Regions from separate parts of the Homo sapiens genome. Here region 1 is linked to region 2. Evidence: chromatin contacts called from ENCODE Hi-C or POLR2A ChIA-PET data. All regions are on one chromosome and are shown on one strand. Each heading gives the region's core, a stretch centred on a gene start or an enhancer-like site at or near the end of the contact. The rest is flanking DNA. Distances are from core to core; before and after follow the strand shown. Region 1 overlaps IGF2BP2 (insulin like growth factor 2 mRNA binding protein 2). Region 2 holds the start of TBCCD1 (TBCC domain containing 1).

Region 1 (5,933 bases), core at 3,013-5,512, 910 kb before region 2:
ACCGAGAAGGGCGAATGGCTGATTCATGATTCACGCTGACCAAATCAGTTCTGCCATCACCGTCCACTTCGTAATGACTTGTGGCTGCTTTGCTCAGATTCTGAAAGAAACCTCCGAGGGCTCTACTGCCTGGCACTGGCCAGCCTAGTCCAGAAGTCGGAGGGCTACTTGTGCACTTGTGCAGTTTTGGAATGTCATTCCATGCACACACTCCCTCTAAAGGGGCAGGAATGAGGACCCCATCTTATGACTGAAGCAGATGGGACCCAGAGATAACTGCCAAGATCACAGGGTAAGCAGGGCTGGAGTCAGGATCTGGAATTAGGTGTCACTGGCTGAATGAATTTTGTGCAGCATCTGGAAGCCTGTTCTACAGGAAAGGCAGGTGACGGGAGCTCAGCTCTCACCTGCAGCCAAAGCATCTCTTGGAGTGCATCACCCAGATCTTAGCTCAGCCCACCTCCTCTGGGCGCTCTCCTCCCATGGATGAGTGTGAGGCTCTCTCCCTGCCCAGCAGCATCAAATGTGCCCCTCATTGTGGCCCCCAAAGACTGGCAAAGTAGAAACTAGGGGTGGGAGAATCTCTGGAGTTAGTGAGATCATCCATCTTGCTTTAGAGACAGATGTTTTCAGGGACCTGTTGAGACAAAGGGAATCTAGCAAAAACCAGATTGATTTTTTTACTTTTATTTTTTTGAGACAGAGTCTTGCCCTGTCACCAAGGCTGGAGTGCAATGGCGTGATCTCGGCTCACTGCAACCTCCGCCTCCCAGGTTCAAGTGATTCTCCTGCCTCAGCCTCCCAAGTAGCTGGGATTACAGGCACCCGCCATCATGCATGGCTAATTTTTATATTTTTGTAGAGATGGGGTTTCACCCTATTGCCCAGGCTGGTCTCCAACTCCTGACCTCAGGTGATCCACCTGCCTCAGCCTCCCAAAGTGCTGGGATTACAGGTATAAGTCACCACGCCCGGCTGACTGATTTTAAAAATTTGGAAATTTCCTTCACAAATATTTGGCCTCCCTGGTTTATGCTATGGAGCGAGGCAGGGGCTGGGGAAGTAGAAGGTTGCTGGAAAAGATTGTTGGCCCAGCATAAAAAACATTGTCTGGACCTTCCTAAGCTGTAGAGTCCATTCTGTCCTCCTGACGCAGCACTGCTGTCTTTGCCCATCACAGAGGCCAGGAGCACAGTGACACGTCACCATTCGACCTTGCTGGGACCTGGGACTGTGGGATGCAGCCCATGCGACTGATCTCTTCTTTTCCTAAAGGCCCTGCTGGGAATGATTCTGGCATCACAGTTAGGTTGATATGGTGGAAAAACACACTAGACCAGAAACAGGATAACCTGGGCAAATCTTGGCTCTCTCATTCTTCAGCTTTGTGGCCTTGGACAAGCCAGTGAAAACTCCCTAGGCCCCAGCTCCTCATGGGCAATAGTAAATGAAGAGGCGCTGTAGTGGTGAGCCCCAGGAGGTGCTGGATATCCCAGAAGTCAGCAGAATTTCCATCTCAGAGGCAGCCCTGCCACATGTGTGCCTTGCCCATGTCCCGGCACTCTCTGAGCCTCACTTTTCTCTGCTGAACAAGACGGGGATTGGATGAGATGGTCCCTCAAGCCCCTTTTAGTTGAAACGGTCCTTTCTCCTGCCGGCATCTCAGACTGCAGGACTGAAAGCTGGGCAAGGCCCAAGGGCTGCAGCCAGCCAGGGGGTCTTCCACACTTTACTCAGCCCACCCTCAGGGGTCAGGCCAGCACCTGCCTATCAGTGCCTAGGCCGGGGTCTCACCTGCAGCAGGACTGCTGGGCACAAGGGCCCCCACACCTCAGGGCTCTCATCCTGTCTGTCCACTCTGCAGATAAGATAAATGAGGTCTGAGAGGGAAAATGATTCACCAAAGTGAAATTCTCTGATGGTCTCAGTGCAACCCTTGTTCTGTACTACTCAGAATATTTTGTTTTTGTTTTTCCTCTAGCACACTTGCTGTGGGAGAAATTCCAGCTCTTCCTGGGGAGAAAGTGTAAGCATTCTTTCTCTCCAAGTCATGAGACTTCTCATTTGGAATTCTGGGTTGTCCCATGGTAGCAAATTATTTTGCGTAACAACAAAAACTCTGTTTCCGAAAATGTTTCATGAGGCTTGGGACGTGCTCAGCATTCTGCCCGTGAGTCAGAGCTGATAGCTGGTCTTGGAGCAGGACCAGGGGCAAATAATCCTCCCCTTTCAGCTTCTCTGATGATTCTCCACACTGTGCTCAAGGAGGCAGGATGTGGGCCTGGAGCTGCAGCCACGTCTGCATTCGCAGCCTTTCCATAAGTCAAGGACCGTCCTTCCTGAGTTGCTATGCTCAGGCTGGGTTGCATATCGGGTTAGACCCTCAGCTTTTGTTTATGATTTTATCATTGCTTTTCAAAGAGTTTTTTATCCACATTATTTTCTGGTAGTTCAGGGCCTGTGAAGTGGAGACTCATTAAAGCACCGCATACTGGTACCTGCTAAGTTATCACTTCACCGCAGTCCCTTCCCTTAGCTTGGGAAAATCCTCAACCTTTCTTTATCTTCTTGAGGACAACAATGATAAAACAAAAAGGACTGGGTTGGGTTGTCTGCTACTATTTTTTTCTAATTCAGTGGTTAGCTGAACAGTAAAGGAATAAGAAAAGGAAAGATGAGAGCGGACGGGAATAGTCATGGGGCAAATGTTCTAGATCTCTGTGGGACTCTGTCTCTGCATGGTGTGGCGCTGCCTGGGACTGAGAGGGAACAAGGGCCGTGGGATGAGAGGAGGTGGTAGAAGGGCCACAGGGCCGTCAGGAGCAGCCTCACCTTGATAGAGGCTCCGGCGAATCTCGCCAGCTGTTTGATGTGTGCCCCCTTCTTCCCGATGATGGCGCCCACAGCCTGGGTTGGGATGAAGAGATTCACAATCTCCTGCTCTGGATACTGGGAGGGCGAGACAAGAAAGAAGACATCATTCCAACCAGGCTTTCTCCTCCAGGCACTCAACAGGTACCAAGCACCTTACCATGAACCCCATGGTGGGAAGGCCCCGCCACCCAAGGAAATGGCCAAAATGGTGCACAGGATCCTTCTGCGGCCTGCGGCTCTGCAGGTGTGAAGCCTGAGGAAGGGACCTGAGCACAGGCAGCGCTAGTGATAATCAAGGGCATCCTCCTCTTGAGCTTCTCAATTTGTTGGATTCCAAAAGCTGTCTGATCGCAGGTTTTCTGTCTTATACAAATGTGATCTGTATCTCTCCTGTGTCTTCACCCAAGAAATGAAAACAGCTATTAAACATACCTGGCCTGAAGACGGCCCCAAGGCATTCTGTTAGAGGGAATGGAAAGCTGCCCAACACATCTGGTATCCGGAGAAGCATTTTCACAACTAAACTTGACCTGACCCAGCTGCACGGTGACTGGCTCCAGGAAGATGGGGTGAACCATCCCTCCTGGGACCCTGTGACAAAAGGCAGAGGCTCTTGGGCAAGGCTGCCAGGGGTCCTTGCAAGTGGGGTCTGTGCAAATGACATTCTCATTTGCTAGACTTTGTTCAAAGATCTTTGGAAACTCTGCTATTCAGTGCCAACAGCACGTGCTCATCTGGCCTTCTGCTTGCCCATCTGCAGCAGTTCCTGCGACCTGTGAGGTGTGCGAGCATCCACAGGTGCAACAGCAACGGCCTAGGCCTCTGCAGAACCTCAAGAGCACTCGGGTGCTGGGGAGTTTGGCGTGCTCAGGCTTTGAGGTGTGTCACTCCCAGGACAAACCAGAACCACAGGAGACAAGATCTGCATTGTGAACATTCACTGGCCACCAAGGGCCAAGTGGGCCTAGCCCCAGGAGAAGTGGCAGGTGCGGCTGAACTGAGGGGGCACTTACAGAGTGATGATGCGGGAACGGGCCAAACTGGTGATGGGGGTACAGGCTGGAGAAGTATCCGGAGTGGGTCTGCAGCATGAGAGAAAGAGTCAGTGGGCGGGTGCTCTCAGGGACTGTCACTGGCCTCAGGGAGGCCAGATTCCCAACATGCGACACAGGCTCTCTGTGGCATCAGCTGGCTCCACTGTCGTGTCTACACGCCTGTCCCTCTGTGTCTCAGATCTCTGCTCCACTTCTCCCACTCAGACCACGGAATGCTTGGCAAGATGTCCCCTGGTTGCAGTAGCTCTCTGGGCTAAATGTTCATCATTTCTAAGCTGAGTCATGCCTGAGGCGTCCTAGGAACATACCATGGGTGTGAACACACACATACACACATACACCCACTGGCACTTGCACCCATACACTCTTAACCTGCCCTCGGGTGGAGAGGCGGGGCCAGTGCCTTCCGTTTTCTGGAGAATGATGAGTCGTAGATGAAAAAGAACAGAGTGTGCTGGACAATACCCAAGAGTTATTCAGAACAAGCAAATGTGTTCCTGGGCAGATAGATCAGTCAGCTCCATCAGAGAATTCTAGAAGGAATGGAAAGAATCCTGAGAAGGGAGAAATGTCAAAGGAGACTGAGCTTTGGGAATCTGAAATGGGAGGATCACTTGGGTTCAGGAACTTGAGACTAGCCTGGGTGACACAGAGAGATCCCATCTGTATAAAAAATAAAAATAAAAAATTAGCTGGGTGTGGTAGTGTGCACTCTGGTCCCAGTTACTCAGGAGGCTGAAGTGGGAGGATCACTTGAGCCTAGGAATTTGAGGCTGCAGTGAGCTATGATTGCACCACTGCACTGGTGCTATGCCTGGGCGACAGAGCAAGGCCCTGTCTCCATAAGAAAAAAAAAAGAGAGAGAGTGACTGAGAGAGGAGAGAAAGAAAATGAATGTGGAGAGAGAGGAGCAGGGAACAGGAGGGCAGATATGGACAGAAAAAAAGTAGAGCTATTAAGAAAATAGAAATTTAGAAAGTAGCTGCTTTTATTTTATTTCTTTATTTTTGAGACGGCATTTCACTCTTTCGCCCAGGCTGGAGTGAAGTGGCGCGATCTCGGCTCACTGCAACCTCCGCCCCCGCAGGTTCAAGCGATTCTCCTGCCTCAGCCTCCCAAGTGGCTGGGATTACAGGCACCCCCCACCACGCCTGGTTAATTTTTTGTATTTTTAGTAGAGATGGGGTTTCACCATGTTGGCCAGGCTGGTCTCGTACTCCTGACCTCAGGTGATCTACCCGCCTTAGCCTCCCAAAGTGATATGATTATAAGTGTGAGCCACTGCACCCTGCCAAGTAGCTGCTTTTTACTGAATAGGTACTGTGTACTAGATACTAACATAGATATTTTGTGTCTATTCATAAACTCTTTTAATCCTCACAACAGTCCTATGAGAAGGAACTATGTCTGATTTGATACTTTTTTTTTTTTGAGATGGTGTTTCACTCGTTGACTAGGCTGGAGTGCAGTGGCGCAATCTCGGCTCACTGCATCCTCCACCTCCCGGGTTCAAGCGATTCTCCTGCCTCAGCCTCCCAAATAGCTGGGATTACAGGCATGTGCCACCAAGCTCAGCTAATTTTGTATTGTTAGTAGAGACAGGGTTTCACCATGTTGGTAAGGCTGGTCTTGAACTCCTGACCTCAAGTGATCCACCCGCCTCAGCCTCCCTTTAAAGTGCTGAGGTTACAGGCGTGAACCACCGCGCCCGGTCTGATATATTCTTACAGGCAGAACGCTGACCTGAGTCAGCAGAATTGCTAGCTGTGCTTTACACAAGGCTGGGTCAACACTGACATTGCTGTTCCAGGAAAGGAAGTGAACAGCTCTGGGCACCATGGAACCAATTCCCACAGGCCCACCCTGCAAGATAGTCCTCCAGGAAGACGATTCCAACAGTGGTCAGACGTGGCTGAGGTTTGGAGTCTGGTGACCCAGCTTTCACTTGAGGATCCCTGAGCAAATCTCACAGTGACAGGCAATGCCCTCCATCCCCCGAATCTC
Region 2 (5,610 bases), core at 2,539-5,038:
TCTTTTTAAAGTCAGTAAAATATTTCCCTTTTTCAATAACAGGGTCTCTGTAACATTACTGCTTTGGGAGTAGGTGAGTAAGGTCTGGTAAGTAAGGACTAATTCATTGAATACATGAAATACTGCCAAACTGGAACTACTAAAACTCAAATGATAACTTGAGATTACAATGGCCATTAGCCTAAAACCTAAAATTTTACAGCTAATACAAAAATTAAGAATGGTTTATTGGGCCAGACATGGTGGCTCATGCCTGTAATCCTAACATTTTGGGAGGCCGAGGCAGGAAGACTGCTTGAAGCCGGGAGTTCAAGACCAGCCTGGGCAACAAAGTGAAACTCTGTTTCTATCTAAAAATTGTAATAAGCAAAAACATTTTTTAATTTAAAAAAGAATGGTTTCTTTCCAAAAGTAATTAAGTATACACACATATCAATCCGTACCTGATTTCTCTGCTTTTCAACTTCCTCCTCAGACATGCAGTTGGACAGAACCTCAGACCATTCCAGGCGCTCCTCAGGTGTCTTCATTGAAAGACTATCAAATATTTCGAAGTAAAGCCACGCCAGGTCCTTGGCCAACTGCAGCTTCCCACAAGCGATGTGCCTCCATGTAGACCAGTAGAGGCGCGGGTAAGCTCCTTCTGTGGCCCGGATTTGCACATAGGTGGATATCTTCCTGAGATAGTGAAGACTAAACTTGGATGGAGGGGGGACCTGCAAGGCACCCACTATAAAGGGTTCTGCTTTCACCCAGAGGAGAACTCTGGACTGATCCATATTATCTCTAAGGACATCAGGGTGAAAAGGCTTCTTTGCATACCTAGGAAACAAAGTTTCTTCATAAACTGATTTGAAACAAGTCTCATTTATGCATTTTTTCTTGGAAGGTGACCCCTCTCTCTCAACTGTGTCATATGTACTACATCATCATCTTAAAAGGCAGCTCTAGTTCACCAACCAAGAGCAGAACAGTTTTTTTAATCAGATCTCATTATAATCTGAGAAAAAAATTGTGATAAAACAAAATTATCTTACTTGAATTGTTAGAAATCCTTGTTTTAGGAAGTGTGTGTAGATGCATGAAGTCTGAGTGAGATCCCAGGAAGAAAATGAATGAGGGGAAAAAAGTCATCCTATCACAGGAAACCTTTTTCTACTCTGAGGGGGAACACTGTTCAAAATAAGGGAAATACATTTCACAGAGTTAAATCACTTACACAGAAGACAGTTGGTTAAAGATCTGGACATGTTAGCTGAGCATATAAATTCAATATGAAGTGCTAATGTGAGGCAGCAGGCAAGAATGCTAATGTAAATGTAGACTGCAAGAATAGATCAGGAGAAGTTACAGCATCTTTATTCTCTATAACAGTGAACCCACTCTAGCATATTTGATCCTGCTCAGTTCAGGTGTGATTTTTTAGATTTTTTTTTGTTGTAACAATGATACATGATTTTTATGGAATATTTATAAAATACAAAAACAGGGAACCATCCACAATCCCACAAGTAAAGGGCAACAAATTAATATTTTATTGTATTTCCTTCTTCTTCTTCTTTTTTTTTTTTTTTTTTTGAGATGGAGTTTCCCTCTGTTGCCCAGGCTAGAGTGCAGTGGCATGATCTCAGCTCACTGCAACCTCCACCTCCCAGGTTCAAGCGATTCTCATGCCTCAGCCTCCCCAGTAGCTGGGACTACAGGCGTCCACCACCACACCTGGCTAATTTTTGTATTTTTAGTAGAGATGGGGTTTAACTATGTTGGCCAGGCTGATCTCAAATTCCTGACCTCAAGTGATCCCTCGCCTCAGCTTCCCAAAGTGCTAGGATTACAGGCTTGAGCCACTATGCCTGGCCTCTTTGTCTTTTTTCTACACATAAATTAGATGTTAGTTTTTGAATTTTCACAGTTGTGATGTTACATACACAATTCTGTACTGTTTCAAAAGCTTTATAGTATTCTAAATAAATGTATCCCATTTTATTCAACTCTTCTCCCATTTTTAGACACCTTACTAGGTTTCAGATTTTTCACAAAAACAACATAGGCAAAATACTGATCATTATTGAAGTGGGGTAATGGGTACGTGGGGGGCTCACTGATTCTATTTTTGTGTATGTTAAAAAATTTCATTACAAAAGTTCAAATGTTGTCACAAGTGTAAATAATGCTATCACTACCATCTTTCTTCATATTTTCTGCATTACGAATTATTTCTGTGTGAAAATTTTCAGATGTACTTTTGTGAAATTAAGTAATTGACATTTCTAAAGCTTGTGAAATATATCCTTGTTGCTTCCAAATGATTTTATCAAATTGTACCATCCTTTGACTCTGGTACCTACTTCACTGTGCACTCCTCAACATTAGCAACATCATTTTTTTAAAAATATAAAAACTAATTTAAAAAATCAATTATATGACTGATGAAAATTTTATTGCTATTATTATATTTTGCATTTGATTCTAAGAAAACTGTGCTTCTCTCTTTTTTTTTTTTTTGAGACGGAGTCTCGCTCTGTTGCCCAGGCTGGAGTGCAATAGCTCGATCTCGGCTCATTGCAACCTCCACCTCCCAGGTTCAAACGATTCTCCTGCCTCAGCCTCTCAAGTAGCTGGGATTACAGGCTCCCGCCACCACGCCAGGCTAATTTTTGTATTTTTTTAGTACAGACAGGGTTTCACCATGTTGGCCAGGCTGGTCTTGAACTCCCTGACCTCAGGTGATCCGCCTGCCTTGGCCTTCCAAAGTGCTGGGATTACAGGCGTGACCCACCGCACCCGGCCTGCCAACTGTGCCTCTCTCGAGAATCATCTGTTCGGAAAAATAACTGACATCAATCGAGTGCTTACTATGTACCAGGTATCATGCTCATGATTTTGCATACTTCACCTCCTTTCATCCTCACAACCACCTGGAGATACAGTACTTAAGACTGTACACATTTTCGATGAAAAAAAAATGAGGCTTAGCGAAGTTAAGGGATTTCCCTAAGGACACCTACTTAGCTGGCACAGCTCTAGATTAGGATTCAGGTCTGACTTGAGAACTGCATTACTATAAATGTACTCTAGGAATCCAGTTTTGGGAGAATCTCTTAAAAACGGGAGTGGATCCAGAAGAGAATTTCCAGAATAAAGAGTCTTAGACAGGAAGCCAGGTGAAAGAACCAGGGAGAGTAAACTCAAAAGAAGGGCGTGGAAGGGCAAAAGGCAGCTGTCTTCCAATGTGGAGAGACTGGAGTCGTTTTGAGTAAAACCAGACGATAAAAGTTAGGCGAGGAAGACCTCGGTTCTCTCCAAAATGTAAAGAGGCTGCTCTGTGAGGTACTGAGCCCCTGTCAACAGCCAGATCCCAGAGATGAGCCCTCCATTCTAACTCCGAGAATCGAGAGGGCTCAATCCGTAAACAAACATAAACTGGGGCTCTGACCCTGGCGGTGCCCTGAGGTTAAGGTTTTTCAGGTCGGGAGATCGGCGTGGGTCCAAGGCGGCTGTCCTGGGGCTTCGCCGCCACCTTGGACGCGATCCGGGGTGGGACTCTGCGTGGGCCGCCCCAGCGTCGCGACCGGACTTCAGGAACACAGACGCTCACGCTGACAGGGTCGGTAGCTGACCCGAGACGCGGTAAGCGCGAAGGCAGCCTCCTCGACCCAAGCCTGAAGCCTGACTAACCCACACCGCCCTCCCCGGCGCACCCAGTGCGCGGTTACCTGCTAATGCAGGCGCCGCTCCGCCGCACTTCTCCGCGCGCCGCCGCGCCCGGCGTCCGCTCGCTGGGCCCGCCCCTCACCCTCCTCCGCGCGCCGCTGCCGTGCCCACTGCGCAAGCGCGAGGCCCCGCACCACCGAGACCTGGCGGACCCCGTTGCTAGAGCGGCAGATTGCGGCTCAAGCGTCTGAGAAAATCTAGGCTGGGGTCGAGAGTCCGCAACAGTGGCACCTGGAGCCAGACCCACCGCTTTCTGGTGTCGCGCCTTTCAACCCGGGGGGGTAGGAAGCTTTCTGTTGCTCCGCATAACTGTGGTCAGCTAATAGCTGCTGGTAAGATCAGCACGCTTTCATCAGAAATGCTACTAATACTAATGGCAGTTTGCATTTATAGAGCACTTACTATGGTCTCAGCACTGTGTAAAGCAACTTTATGTGTATTTCCTAAGTCTTGTCAAGAGCCCTTTAAGTACATTCGTTTTACTGATGAAGAAACTAGGGCCTAGAAAGGTGAAAATAACACAACCCTAAGGTCACACAAGAGATGGAGCCAAGATTCAAGCCCAGGGCGTCTGAAGCAAGACTGGCACTCCCTGCCGCCCCTCGGTGTCAGCTCCTTAACTCTGTTAGCTTTCCTGCCGTGTTTCCACCTTCATGAAGCTTTTTCAGATTACCGGGCAGAAGCCATCACTCCTTCCTTTAAACTTCCATTTCAGAATTTCTGGACATTTCCTGCTTTTTTTAGTTCCTTTATGGCCTCTCTAGGTGTGATAGATACAAAGGTAAATTAGACCGTAAAATGCAATTTAGTTCCTCTTTTGTGTGGCCATTGTCCCTACTGGGTATCTTCCTGAAAGCAGGGGCTTCAAATTTACACATACCTGGGTTAGGATCCAGGCTGCACCACTTATTAGCTCAGTGACCCTGCTGTTACTTGTTGAGTACCACTGTGTGTCTGGCACAGTGGTACGCACTAGAATGACAGAAGTGAACAAAACAGACAAGGTCCTTGCTTTCTTGGAGTGTATAACAGGGAGAATAGACAATACATATTAAGGAATAAAATAAGATAATTTCAAATAGTGAAAAATGCTATGAAAATTGGGGCGGGGGGTCAGGGAAGGCCACTTTGTGGTGCCAAATTTGAGCTGAGGCCTGAAGAGTAAGAAGCCAGCCATACAATGATCACCATCCCAGTAACTTTGACTCAAAAGTACTTCAGCACCTACTCCATGCCAGGCACTGTTCTAAGGTGCTCTTTTATACAGCTGTGAACAGAACAATATAGATTCATGCTCTCATGAAACTGGCATTTCAGTGTGTAAGTCTAGGGACCAGGGATGAAAAAAATAGGAGGCCGGGCGTGGTGGCTCATGCCTATAATCCCAGCAGTTTGGGAGGCTGAGGCGGGTGGATCACTTGAGGTCAGGAGTTCGAGACCAGCCTGGCCAACATGGTTAAACCCAGTCTCTACTAAAAATACAAAAAAATTAGACGGACATGGTGGTGTGCGCCTGTAGTCCCAGCTACTCGGGAGGCTGAGGCAGGAGAATCGCTTGAACCCAGGAGGCGGAGGTTGCAGTGAGCCAAGATCACGCTACTGCTCTCCAGCCTGGGCGACAGAGCGAGACTCTGTCTCAGGAAAAAAAAAGAAATAAAGAAAAGAAAACAGGGTGGTGTAAGAGTAAGGAACTCAGTAGGGGCTAATTTTGATTAATTGGTCAGGGAAAGTCCTCCCTGAGGTGGCGACCTTTAAGCTGATATATGAGTTAAAGAAGGAATCACCCATGCTAGCACATGAGGGAGAGTACAGTGTTTCAGGCAAAGGCAATAGCTAGCACAAAGGCCCTCGGCAGGAATGAGCTCGGTGTATACAAAAAAAAGAAAGGAAGCAAGT

What was found. A loop is a pair of places that touch in the nucleus more often than their neighbours do. ChIA-PET counts read pairs that join two places held with the same protein, here RNA polymerase II (POLR2A). Pooled maps may share reads with other maps.
Region 1: a pooled map shows a loop between it and region 2 (4-fold over the local background). The contact joins the enhancer-like site here to the promoter of TBCCD1 in region 2. A Hi-C loop is called at or near these places in 1 of 168 maps with a recorded cell type or tissue (aorta) and 4 of 50 pooled maps. POLR2A ChIA-PET finds 5 or more read pairs at or near these places in 1 of 52 experiments (PC-9).

The regions. Positions count from the first base shown.
Region 1 is chr3:185,654,454-185,660,386 of GRCh38, forward strand. IGF2BP2 (insulin like growth factor 2 mRNA binding protein 2) reads right to left here. Exons shown (of 16, transcript NM_006548.6): 11 at 3,888-3,956; 12 at 2,833-2,949. Among named protein-coding and RNA genes, the nearest start is that of IGF2BP2-AS1, 56 kb to the right of the region's middle. Within about 2 kb of position 4,263, at least 16 of the 41 ENCODE cell types and tissues checked have a DNase peak (open chromatin) inside an H3K27ac peak, as active enhancers do; they include PC-9, where a contact is called at or near this core.
Region 2 is chr3:186,563,551-186,569,160 of GRCh38, forward strand. It overlaps TBCCD1 (TBCC domain containing 1), which reads right to left and starts at 3,789. Exons shown (of 8, transcript NM_018138.5): 1 at 3,717-3,789; 2 at 444-822. The coding sequence starts at 779. RefSeq lists a silencer at 3,693-3,982.